Regions from separate parts of the Mus musculus genome. Here region 1 is linked to region 2. A link is a loop called in an ENCODE intact Hi-C map of the cell type or tissue named here. Cell type or tissue: left cerebral cortex. All regions are shown on one strand. Links, peaks and the distances in the headings refer to the core of each region. The heading gives the core; the rest is flanking DNA.

Region 1 (5,355 bases), core at 131-5,130, 54 kb before region 2:
AGTTGCATGTACTATAACAGCCTCAGAGCAGACTGAAGCCCATGTAGCCTGCCGCCACTTGTACTAACTCTCAAAATGTCAGCACCAACAACTAACCTTCTAGCAAAGATACAGCGCCTAGAGTCAACAAGCCAATGCCACTCTAGAAACAAAATGTGGAGACTGTCCAAAATGTCTCTGAAGCATGGGCAAAGGGAGACCAGAGAACAAAGCAGACGGGTTTTCTTTTTCTTTCACTTTCTCCCTTCCTTTCTTCCTTCCTCCCCTTCCTCACTCCCTTCCTTCCTTCTTTCTTTTTTTCTTTTTTTGTTTGTTTTTCGAGACAGGGTTTCTCTGTGTAGCCCTGGCTGTCCTGGAACTCGATCTGTAGACCAGGCTGGCCTCGAACTCAGAAATCCACCTGCCTCTGCCTCCCGAGTGCTGGGATTAAAAGCGTGCGTCACCACGCCCGGCTCCTTCCTTCCTTTCTTTTTCATTTTGTGTGTGTGTGTGATATTTAACTATGTAGCTGACTGACCTGGTACTATCTAGCCCAGGCTAGCCATCAAATTAAAACAATTCTCTTGCTTCAACCTCTACGGTGCTGGGATTGCAGACAGAAAACTTGATATTTTTTCCCTTGAGAAAAACAAAACTGGACTTACCATCTATGTGAACGCTGTGCCAAATCTAGGAGTGGACAGTGTGTTAAAGGATATGGCAGACACATAAAGACAAAACTCGTCATTAACCTTACCGGACTAACATGCTGTTGGAAATGCTTGCTAAGATCTTTAACCTGTCCCGTCTTTCTATAGACAAAACAAGAGCCCTACTCTGTCAGAGAAATAAAACCATTTCAGTGAACAAGCAGACTAAAATTCCAGCGTAACTTAAAAATGAAACTTCCCTTCGCCCTTCCTTTTCCTTGTTGTTTCAAGATATGATCACACTATGCAGTCCCAGCTGGCCTGGAACTTGCTATACAGAGTAAGCTGACCTTGAACTTCAGGAGATCCTCCTGTCTCTGCGTCTTAAGGGCTGGAGTTACAGGTGTGCACCACTACCCCTGTTAGCTTCAAGTTCACCGTCAGTCACTTGTGTCCGCAGTGAGATGCAATGCTTCTTTTCTGTCACAGCTCTGACTAAGCTTTGTATAGGGCATAGATAAAGGTGAGTGAAGGGGCGAGGGGTGGCAAGATGGCTAAAATGGGGAGAGGTGCTTGCTGCTAATGCCAAGCCGGATGACCTGAGTTCCGTCCTCAAAACTCATACAGTGAAAGGAGAGAACTAAATACTCAGGTTGTCTTCAGACCTCCACTCAAGTGTGGCAGTACCTGTGTACTTACGTGCATGCCTCACACACACATACACTAAGTACACACAAGTGAATAAATGGTGTACACTAAGTATACATGGTAAAAGAAATCAGAGCAGAATGCTTGAGAAAACAGAAATGTATGTTCTGTAACAGCTTTGCTCCATCAGTCGCACTATTTATTTCCGCAAGTAGTATTTGGAAACCACATGTAAAATTTCAGAAAGAAACTCTTGCCTTTCCAGAGGACAACCTGAGACTTGATGATGGCTGAGCACACACTGTACACAGGAGGAAAAGGTGTTTTTAATGCAATTTATTTGAAATGCTTCCAGAAAAGTTTAAGGCCATTATACAAAAGTATTCATTTCACCAAAACATCCGTCCACTCTCTTCCCACAGGCTGACAGACCTTGACTCACTGGCCACCGTGGCCAGCGGCTCTACAGAGAACAGTTGAAGCTTTCTCCATCATCCAGTGTCCTGTCTCAGCTTTCCACTGTGTCTGCCTGGAGCAGGTTTGTTTATTCAGCAACTTGGGAAACAAAATGGTTTTAAATAAACTTGTAATAGAAAAAAATTCACCACTGTTAAAATCTATAAATACAGAAATATGCTTTACAGGGTAGAACTGATCATAATATGTCTTGAAAAATAACCATGTCATATACCTGTTTTTCTATTGGTTGCTCTTGTCTCACAGCTTCTTTGAATGCACATGACCCATGTGTACAGTAAAGGGACAACTTTGTATTTTGCTGCTTCCTTTTCTGTAAACTTGATGCAGAAATTAACAACAACAAAAAACTTTTTTGGCAATAATTTAGAATCATTACTACTAGTGCTGGTGTGGGTATAATTTTGTACAAATCCCCTAAGTATTTACACTTGCAAGAAGCTGTTTAGTTTGTGAACATTTTATTTTCCTCATGGTGTGTGTTTGTTTGTTTGTTTGTTTGTTTGAACCCATCCTTGCTCTGTAAATCAAGGCTGGAACAAAGAAGTTTCCAGTTTGGCTAGCTGATCCTAGATAATGAGAGCTAATGAAACTGGCCTCAAGAGGAATTAACCACCAGTCTGACTGTAGCTCAAGAACCAGAGCCTGAAAGCAGAGCAGGAAATCCTGAGACCGCCCGGAGTAACTTCAGTTTCCGTGGTTTGCACAGGAGGCTTCAGTGACAGTGACCCGCTTCTCACCCCCAAGTCCTTCTCTCTTGTTTGTAAACAGAGTCCCAGGTGCAGTCACAGTCTTCCACTAGAAAAGAGGAGTGGCCGAGGTGGATGAAACATAAGGTTGATGGGGTCCTATAACCTTGGCAGATCTTCTCGGGCCCCTGGCAATCTCTGTTGTCGTAGGCTAGAAATGGCTTTTCTAATGGCAAGCCACTGGCGATGACAAACACTTCCCACAGCTGTCCCCCACTTCAGCTGAATAGTCAGAGCTGGCAGGTGCTTTTAGCTCTGTTTTGTTTATACTGTGGAACTCAGTTTGAACTAGAACTTGGTATGTAGCCAAGGCTGTTCTTGAACTCCACATCTTCCTGCCTCTGCTCCCAAGTGCCAGGTTTGTAGGCCTGTGCCACCAGGCCTGTCTGGCAACTGCTTTTGTCTTGGCCCTCTCTAAAGCCACTTCTGTTTCAGGTCTTCATAGATTGTTACATTCAACTTGCACTGGATGAAACCACAGGCTTCAAAACAAGGCTTCCTCCTTTGCAAAATTAAACCTCAGAAACCCTCAGGGATGTTTTCATGTTTTCTGGTTGAATAACACAGAACCTGAGCTCACGCTAAGGGTTAATTAATTAGACTTTCTGCCTTCTCTTCCAATGCCATCTCCGTTCTCTGCAAAACTCTCTCAATGCCAGGACTACAGCTACTAGGTCAGAGCTAGAGGAACATTAGAGAAGCATGGGACGAAGGCTTTGTCAACCCAGTCCATGCAGAGCAGTAGTTTAGAGACCCTTTCTGTTTTGAAAGTAGGACAAGTTAAAGTAACACGGTCAGTTCCTCCCCACTCATCCAGATGCTTGTGAGATACAGCAACAGGGTAAGGACTGCTGTGAGCTGACACAGACTGAGCGGCAGTTACAGTACTAGGGACAAGGAACAGAGGGAACTAGGCCAACACAGGCACAGGAGTATTACAAAGTGCCTCTCCAAACAGTTCACGTGTGGAATGCAAACACTGTACAGGTAAGAAACAGCCTGCTGCTAGCAGGGTCACAGTCTTCTGTCAGACACTCTCCTCGGGCCTGCTGTTTGCACAGGAAGCGTCTGTCTGTTCCATCCGCTCACACTCAAGGCTGACCTCACTGGTGTCCATACTGCAGTCCGACTCGCTGTCCGATTGGTCCATCTGCTCAAGTTTTGTTTCTCCCTGTGGCTCCCTGTTCTCAGTGCCGGGACCCTGGACCAGTCCCTCAGAGTCAAGCAAGCCAGCCTGGCCGGCAGCAGACAGAACAGTTTCTTTTGCCTGACGGATACAGTTGAGCCACTGCTGTTTGTTGAAGGTGTCGTTGGCTTGTAGTGAGTGGGTCTGACTTTGGGATCCATTTTTGAAACTGACTCTGAAGAAGTTTTTAACTAGAAATGAAGAACACATGAAGAGAGAGTCAATGGGTAGGTATTTGTCAAGGCTAACAATATCACACAGAGTGGCCCTAATGTAATGGGCGTATCCCAGACACTGATTACAGAATGTCTCTAACTGATGCAGGACTCAGTTGGTTCTACCCTGGTGCCACACTTATTTGACTGGAGTGACACAGGTCTAGCTCAGATTTTCTTTTTTTTTTTTTTCTTTTTCTTACTTTTTTTTAAACTGGTCTTTGCCTTCTCACATTAATTAATAAATATTAATTAATTAATTAGTTAATTATTAGATATTTTCTTTATATACATTTAAAATGCTATCCCGAAAGTTCCCTATACCCTCCTCCCACCCTGCTCCCCTACCCACCCACTCCCGCTTCTTGGCCCTGGCATTCCCTTGTACTGGGGCATATAAAGTTTGCAATACCAAGGGGCCTCTCTTCCCAATGATGGCCAAGTAGACCATCTTCTGCTACATATGCAGCTAGAGACACGAGCTCTGGGGTACTGGTCAGTTCATATGGTTGTTCCACCTATAGGGTTGCAGACCCCTTCAGCTCCTTGTGCTTTCTCTTAGCTCAGATTGCTCTTAGCTCAAGGGATTGACAACAGCTGCCTGTATGTTAGAAGCCCTTGGAACAGACATGGAAGGGGCTGAAGGGAAGAGACATGGGAGGGGTTAGGAAGAAGAAACATGGGAGGGGTTGGACGGAAGAGACAAGGGAGGGACTGAGGGAAGAGAGATATGGGAGGGCCCGGAGGAAGAGACATGAGAGGGGTTCTTAACTCTCTTCAGCTACATCAGAACAACTACAAAACCTTGCACTGTGCAACCAGTGCCCACACAGAGACTGTATGGTATTAAGCATACTTTGATGTAGCAGTAGGGGACAGAGCCAGAGAGCAAACGGTGCACCAGCTGCATGCAGCTGCGTAGGACTGGGCTCATGTACTATGGTCTGCTGCTTAACGCCCAAAGCAGTCTCAAGAGAAAAGCAGATAAGTGGAAAGCTGACGGCTCAGAGGTCCAACTTGACTGTCCATCCATCAGTAGGTGAAGTGTTAACACTGGGACAGTTTGCTATTCACTTTTCTCCAGCCAGCCACTCCTTCCATATTTCTACGATCAAACGGTTCAGTGTGTCACCGAGTCTGCTACCCACACATACCTCTCTCGTTGTTGCTGAAGGCCCCGCGCAGGGAGCCACCCAGCCGCACTTCTCCATCCTGCAGGTCTTCCAGCGTGAGGTCCTTCACAGGGATGGGCTGTCGGTACAACTGATAGCAGAGCTGCTCGTTGTGAGTGACAGCTCGGGTGATCACCAGCACTTCTTGGAACAGGAAAACATGGAGTTTCTAGAAGAAAAGAGCCCACAGGATTGTCCTGAGCAACCATCTAAGTGGTGAGTTTGTGGGTCTCTGCGGCAAGAGGTCTCTAGGAACTAGCTAGGTTCATAATGAATTAT
Region 2 (5,355 bases), core at 263-5,262:
AATATGGGCCCCTCAGAGAGCTGGAACAGGCAGCAGCCCAGGTTATGCACACAATCTCTCAGGAGTGCCAGTAAAATGAAACAGAGCCACTGTTTCAGACTGGAGCGCTGGCTAAGGCCTCCCTCCTCAATTACTTTCAAAGTTATTCATTTTAGTCAACATTAGAAGGGTAAATCAACATTTGTCCTGGCAGCAAGCCCACATTTGTTATTTTATTAGTCTGCTACTGGCTAAATTGGCCCGAGATTAAACACATCTAATAAATAGCCCTAAAATATTGGAGTTTAGCTGAAAACCACATTCAAATTCTCTTACACAGGATGTTGCTATTACTTAACCCTAGGCAGAAGGAGAAACACACACCCACACCCCTGTAAGTTCCTTTCAGTCAGCGCCAGTCCCTATTGCCTGAAGCTCTTCTTGGTCATGCTCAGACACGGTTCTACAGACCTTCAGAGAAAGAGGAAGCCAAACATTTAGGTCTCTCTGTGGCCTGGCTGTACATCTGCCTGCCCAACTTCAAGCAGCACCTTTTTTTACTCTACTGAAGCAGACAGGGCCAGAATCTTAGAGCTGTGTGTCACTTCAGGAGTCAGACCTTCTGACAAGATAGATAGGAGGCCTGCCGGCAGGACTGTGCCCCCAGGCTCTGAATCTCGGGAAGGGCACTTTGGGCAGGAATGTTACATGTTAAGTAATATGCCCCACATGCTAGTCCCATTTCCAGGTCTGGAAAATGAGGTACAGCTGGGGACAGTACCGGCTAGATGAAACCCATGGGACACCTAAGAGATGGCTAATAGCCTGATCGTGGCCACTGGGCCCTAAGGAAGGCCTTTGTGGCTTTGGAGTTCCTCAGCTACTTCCTACTGACTTCTTGGAACTTGTGGGTGGGACTAAGTTCTGTCCTTGTTTATCACTGTGGAAGGGATATCCTGGCTTCCACCCCAACCCCTCTGGGCTGGGTAGGAGAAAAGCAAGCCTTGGGCCTTCCAACCCTGCTTTAGAGTTGAGGAAACTGGCGTGTACAAATCTCAAGACTACTTTTAAGACATTTTGTAGGCTCCCGGGGAGCTTAGGAACAGACTCACAAAAGCCTCTGCAGAAGGTAACAACGTTCCTGTTAGTTTGATCAAAGAATGTAGCAATTCTTTACAAAGTATACTGGGATAAATATAAGCCCATCTTCCTAGCCAGAGACTATTATTTTAGAACCTCGAGCCAATAATGTAACCTCCTGTGGCTTGGTTTGCTAGCTGTGAAGTACAATGACCCTCCTAGAGTTGTGTGGGGGAGCATGGGAGACTCTGTGGAATGTGTGTGTCATAGGCCCACCTCAGTGGGAGCCCCCAGATGAGACCAGAGCACTTGCCTATTCCAAAGTGCAAAGGGCAGCCTGCTTCCTCCTCCAACCTGCTCGCCAGCCCGCTGCCATTCCCTGATACTTCCTAATTCACCTTCCACTGCCATGACCACTGGCATGTTTTCATTCTTCATTCCTGGCTTCTCCTTCCTCATTCCTGGCTTTATCATCTGTTTAGTAAAACTGAGAGAGGCTTGGCAGGATTCAAGGCTACGCTGGAGGACAAAAAACAGTGGTGAAATCCTAAGACATCAACCAGAGTAGGGTTGGGGGAGCCAGTACGCTGGTCTTGAGGTCTGCACGAGATAGGCCCTGCTAACACTCTGCTGAATTATGCTCTACAGGAGCTGGTACGCAGTCTTACCAGGCGCCAGGACTGTCTGGGATTAAGCAACCATAGGTACGCTGGGTATTTATTCCATCAGATATACAAAGCAGAACGTTTCTCACACAGACATGGTGCCTTTTGCTTCAGTAAGGACACTACGGATTCACATGTGTCGCCTCTCTATCTACCTGTCATCTCCCAAAGTTCAGCATTCATTATCTTAGCTTCCCAGAAAATGAAATAGAAGTACAGAGATGGAAAGAGCCACGTGCGCAGATCTCCATCTTGGTGTCCCAAAGGGTAGGACAGAGTGTTCTAGCTGAATCTGGGATGATGACATGCATCTCGCTCGGAGCTGAGCTGACAGACAGGTCTGCAGTCTGGCTGAAGATAAGGCTGAAGATAAGGCAGGGATCACATTTGGCTGCTAGATAAAACCTGCATTGTCATGGGGCGGGAGACCCAGGCTGCAGGAGAGAGCAGATACACTCCTTTGCCTTCTGGTTACTTCTTAGCTTTGACAATGATTTTTGAGCAAGGAAGCTTTTCAGGGACGTGACTTCCAGAAAGAAACATAAAATACGTGTGATGCTTCTGCCATGTGCCAGCTGTACCCAGTGGCACGTTTTATCCCTTCAGATGCCTGGCCCACGTGTGCCCTCAGCAGCAAGTCCCCACACTTTACCAACCAGGGAATACAGAACATTTTAGAACATTCAGCTCCCAAGAGAGAACAGGATAAACCCAAATCTGGTTATTCTACGTGGAAAAAACAACCAAACAATGACATGAGAAAAATCAGTGAACTGGAAACGTGTGTGTGTGTGTGTGTGTGTGTGTGTGTGTGTGTGTGTGTGTTTGTGTATGTGTTTGTGTTTGTGTGTGTGTGTGTGTGTGTGTTTGTGTATGTGTTTGTGTGTGTGTGTGTGTGTGTGTGTGTGTGTGTGTGTATGTGTGTGTATTAATTTAAACCTTCATGTTGGGGTGACACCATGCCACCCAATGAGCAATGGTATGTGAATAAATAAGGTAGAGAGTAGGCTGCTCAGTTAAGTGTGAGGGTGGTGACGTGCAATAGATTTCTATGGTCCTCTGTCATCCCACACCCCTCAAGTAAGTTTATAAATAGTTCCAAATGCTATTCCCTAGGATGGGTGTGCACGCTCACGCAGAACACAATGCTGTTTGCTTGGCCACTTCTCATGGTGCAGCACATTTTTTTTAAGACAGGATTTTTTTTTTTTTTTAAATGTTCACTAACAAGAGATTTTTCCAGCTCACCTCAGACCCTGGCTTTCTCAACTCTACATTTGCAACCTTGAACCATGATTGTGTGTTCTTTCTAGCCCCCAGACTTTAATACAAAGGAATGAATCATTTAGGGTCTACTAGAATTCATACATGTGCGAATATGGAAAAGAAGGTATCTGCAAGGCGGCAAGGAGCCTGGGAGAGAGTGAGCTCTAGAGTTCAGCTCATTTCAATTACAAAAGATAATCAGGAGACTGAAGGCTAATGTGATTTAAAAATAGGAAGACTAGCTGGGGCGGTGGTGGCGCACACCTTTAATCCCAGCAGGGGAGGCAGAGGCAGGCAGATTTCTGAGTTTGAGGCCAGCCTGATCTACAAAGTGAGTTCCAGGACAGCCAGGGCTATACAGAGAAACCCTGTCTTGAAAAACCAGAAAAAAAAAAAAAAAAAGGAAGACTAGTCACAGATTGCTGTGTCAAACAAAATGATGGAGCTTTGGAGTCAGAGGCAACAGGTGTCAATAAGTTTCTAGAAGAAACAAAGGCAGTTTTGCTGAATATGGTATGTATTTCTGGGGTAGAGGACACTCCCACCTCCAACCCCCAATGCAGGTAGTAAAAGACACGTGGATGGAGAAAAGATTCATTCTGCACTGGATCCTTCTCCCTTCTACCTCAGCATTTAGGTAGCTGGCCCTGCAAGCCTTAGTGGGCCCTGCTGCCAAGGCTGTTCTCTGCCTGACTCTAGCACATACTCTCTTGTCTACCCCAGGCAGCAACGCCAGGACCCTATTTTATAGAAGAGGAAGCAGGTGTCCAAGGAAAGGAAACCACTTGCTCCAAGTTTTACCAAGTAATTAATCAGCAGAGCTGACATTCAAATCTACCTGACTTGAAAGCCTTTCCTGCCACTCCCACCCTGACCTCCCAAGGCACAACAGCAAGGCATACACAGGGCCGTACCCTGCCAGTCTGTATCCAAGGGCTTTCTGTCCATCAATGCCTTGAGTCAGTGGTACTTATTGTCCCATTTCACAGAGCAAGCAAAGAAGACTTAAAGGGCTTTAGAGTTTGCCCAGGATCACCTAGCAAATACAGAGCTCAAGGTCACTCGCCTGTCTAAAGGCCTGGGTTCTTCTAGTTTCCTAATCCAGGGGGAACCTGGATGGAAAACTGCAACTTCACAGGCAGAAGAGAGGTGAAGCCTGAGGCAGGAATGAAAACAGGAGAAGCTGAGCCTGCTGTTTGCTAGCCTTGTCACTCTGGGACCAGAGTACCCATGTGCTTCCAGCAGACATGACGTGACCCTCTAAGGGTAGACCTGGGCTAGACAACCTCCAGCATCAGTGGTCTCACTGGACTACTTTCTAATACACGGTATTCACAGGCTTTCAAGTTCCTCACTGAGCACCCCATCACAGACGGACGACCATAAGTATCAGTATTTTAGTTTTGCTAATGATTTGGTCACACTCAAATAGACAGAAAGCATGCTTTTTTCTTTCTTTGTAAATGTGGGGAGAAACAATAGACACAGTCAGGTCTCAGTACTTGTTCACTGACAGCTAAAGAACACTAGAGGTCATATTTTTAGTTACTCAATTCTTTACCAATGGAGTCACTACACTGTGGAGTTCCCCTACACTTCTAACAAAGGACCCTTTTGTAATTAAGATGTCCTGCTAGACTACAGCAGGAAGAGCTCAAAGCAATCAAATCCACCCTCATCGGTTTCCCTTTGTCTGTGGTCAGCCCTGGGTGAGTCTTGGATGATGCATATGCCAGCGGGAAGCTGCCTCAATGGCCAGGGTGCATCTGTACTCAGACTCACACACCATCTCCTGTTTAAAACTCATGCTAGGAACTATAAAATCACACCACAGATATGTTTCGCCTACCTGCAAAGAAAGATGTGAGGCTTGCCAGTGTGCTTAGAATATCTTTTATTAAAAAAAATAGTAGTAGTAGTAATAATAATAACAATAACAATAACTATAATATCAACAACAAGAAAAAATTTCTATTTGAACCATTTGGGACCACTTGGTATTAACAACAACAACAATTCCATTTGGACCATTTGGGAAACCAACTTGGTATTGCCTAGGAAGGGATGAGTAACTTCGTTACATAGACTGACCACCCTAGCTTCTACTCAAAGACCTACACTCTAAATAGAAGCGGCTGTGGCTGCTAAGGAACTGAAGTCCTGTGGTCCCCATTTTGCGTTTTGTTGTTGTTGTTGTTGTTATTGTTGTTGTTGTTTGGTTTGGTCTTTTTTGGAAATCCTACTTCATGGTGAGTCAAGCAACACTTAAGAGGGCAAGTCAAGCCCAAGGTCTCTTCAACTTACAAGAGCCCAGAGTTGGGATTAAGAACTCAGCTCAGGAGCTGGAGAGATGACTCTGTGGTTA

Evidence for each region. A loop is a pair of places that touch in the nucleus more often than their neighbours do. Peaks named below come from ENCODE experiments on the same cell type or tissue, not always from the same donor. Only the 100,000 strongest peaks of a DNase experiment are listed, where the experiment ranks them.
Region 1: a loop joins it to region 2, with 2.4 times the contacts of the local background. A loop is called at or near these places in 11 of 42 quality-filtered maps.

The regions. Positions count from the first base shown.
Region 1 is chr14:27,400,155-27,405,509 of GRCm38, reverse strand. Arhgef3 (Rho guanine nucleotide exchange factor (GEF) 3) reads right to left here. Exons shown (of 10, transcript NM_001289687.1): 9 at 5,059-5,245; 10 at 1,599-3,880. The coding sequence ends at 3,531. Gm34702 (a long non-coding RNA gene) reads left to right here and starts at 5,204. Exons shown (of 3, transcript XR_383310.4): 1 at 5,204-5,292. In left cerebral cortex, for the core only: no CTCF peak of the experiment used is centred there; no DNase peak of the experiment used is centred there.
Region 2 is chr14:27,346,733-27,352,087 of GRCm38, reverse strand. All of the region lies in intron 1 of Arhgef3 (Rho guanine nucleotide exchange factor (GEF) 3), which reads right to left. Among named protein-coding and RNA genes, the nearest start is that of Arhgef3, 13 kb to the right of the region's middle. In left cerebral cortex, for the core only: a CTCF peak has its summit at 4,511; DNase peaks (open chromatin) are centred at 379, 2,321 and 2,796; H3K27ac peaks cover 2,208 bases.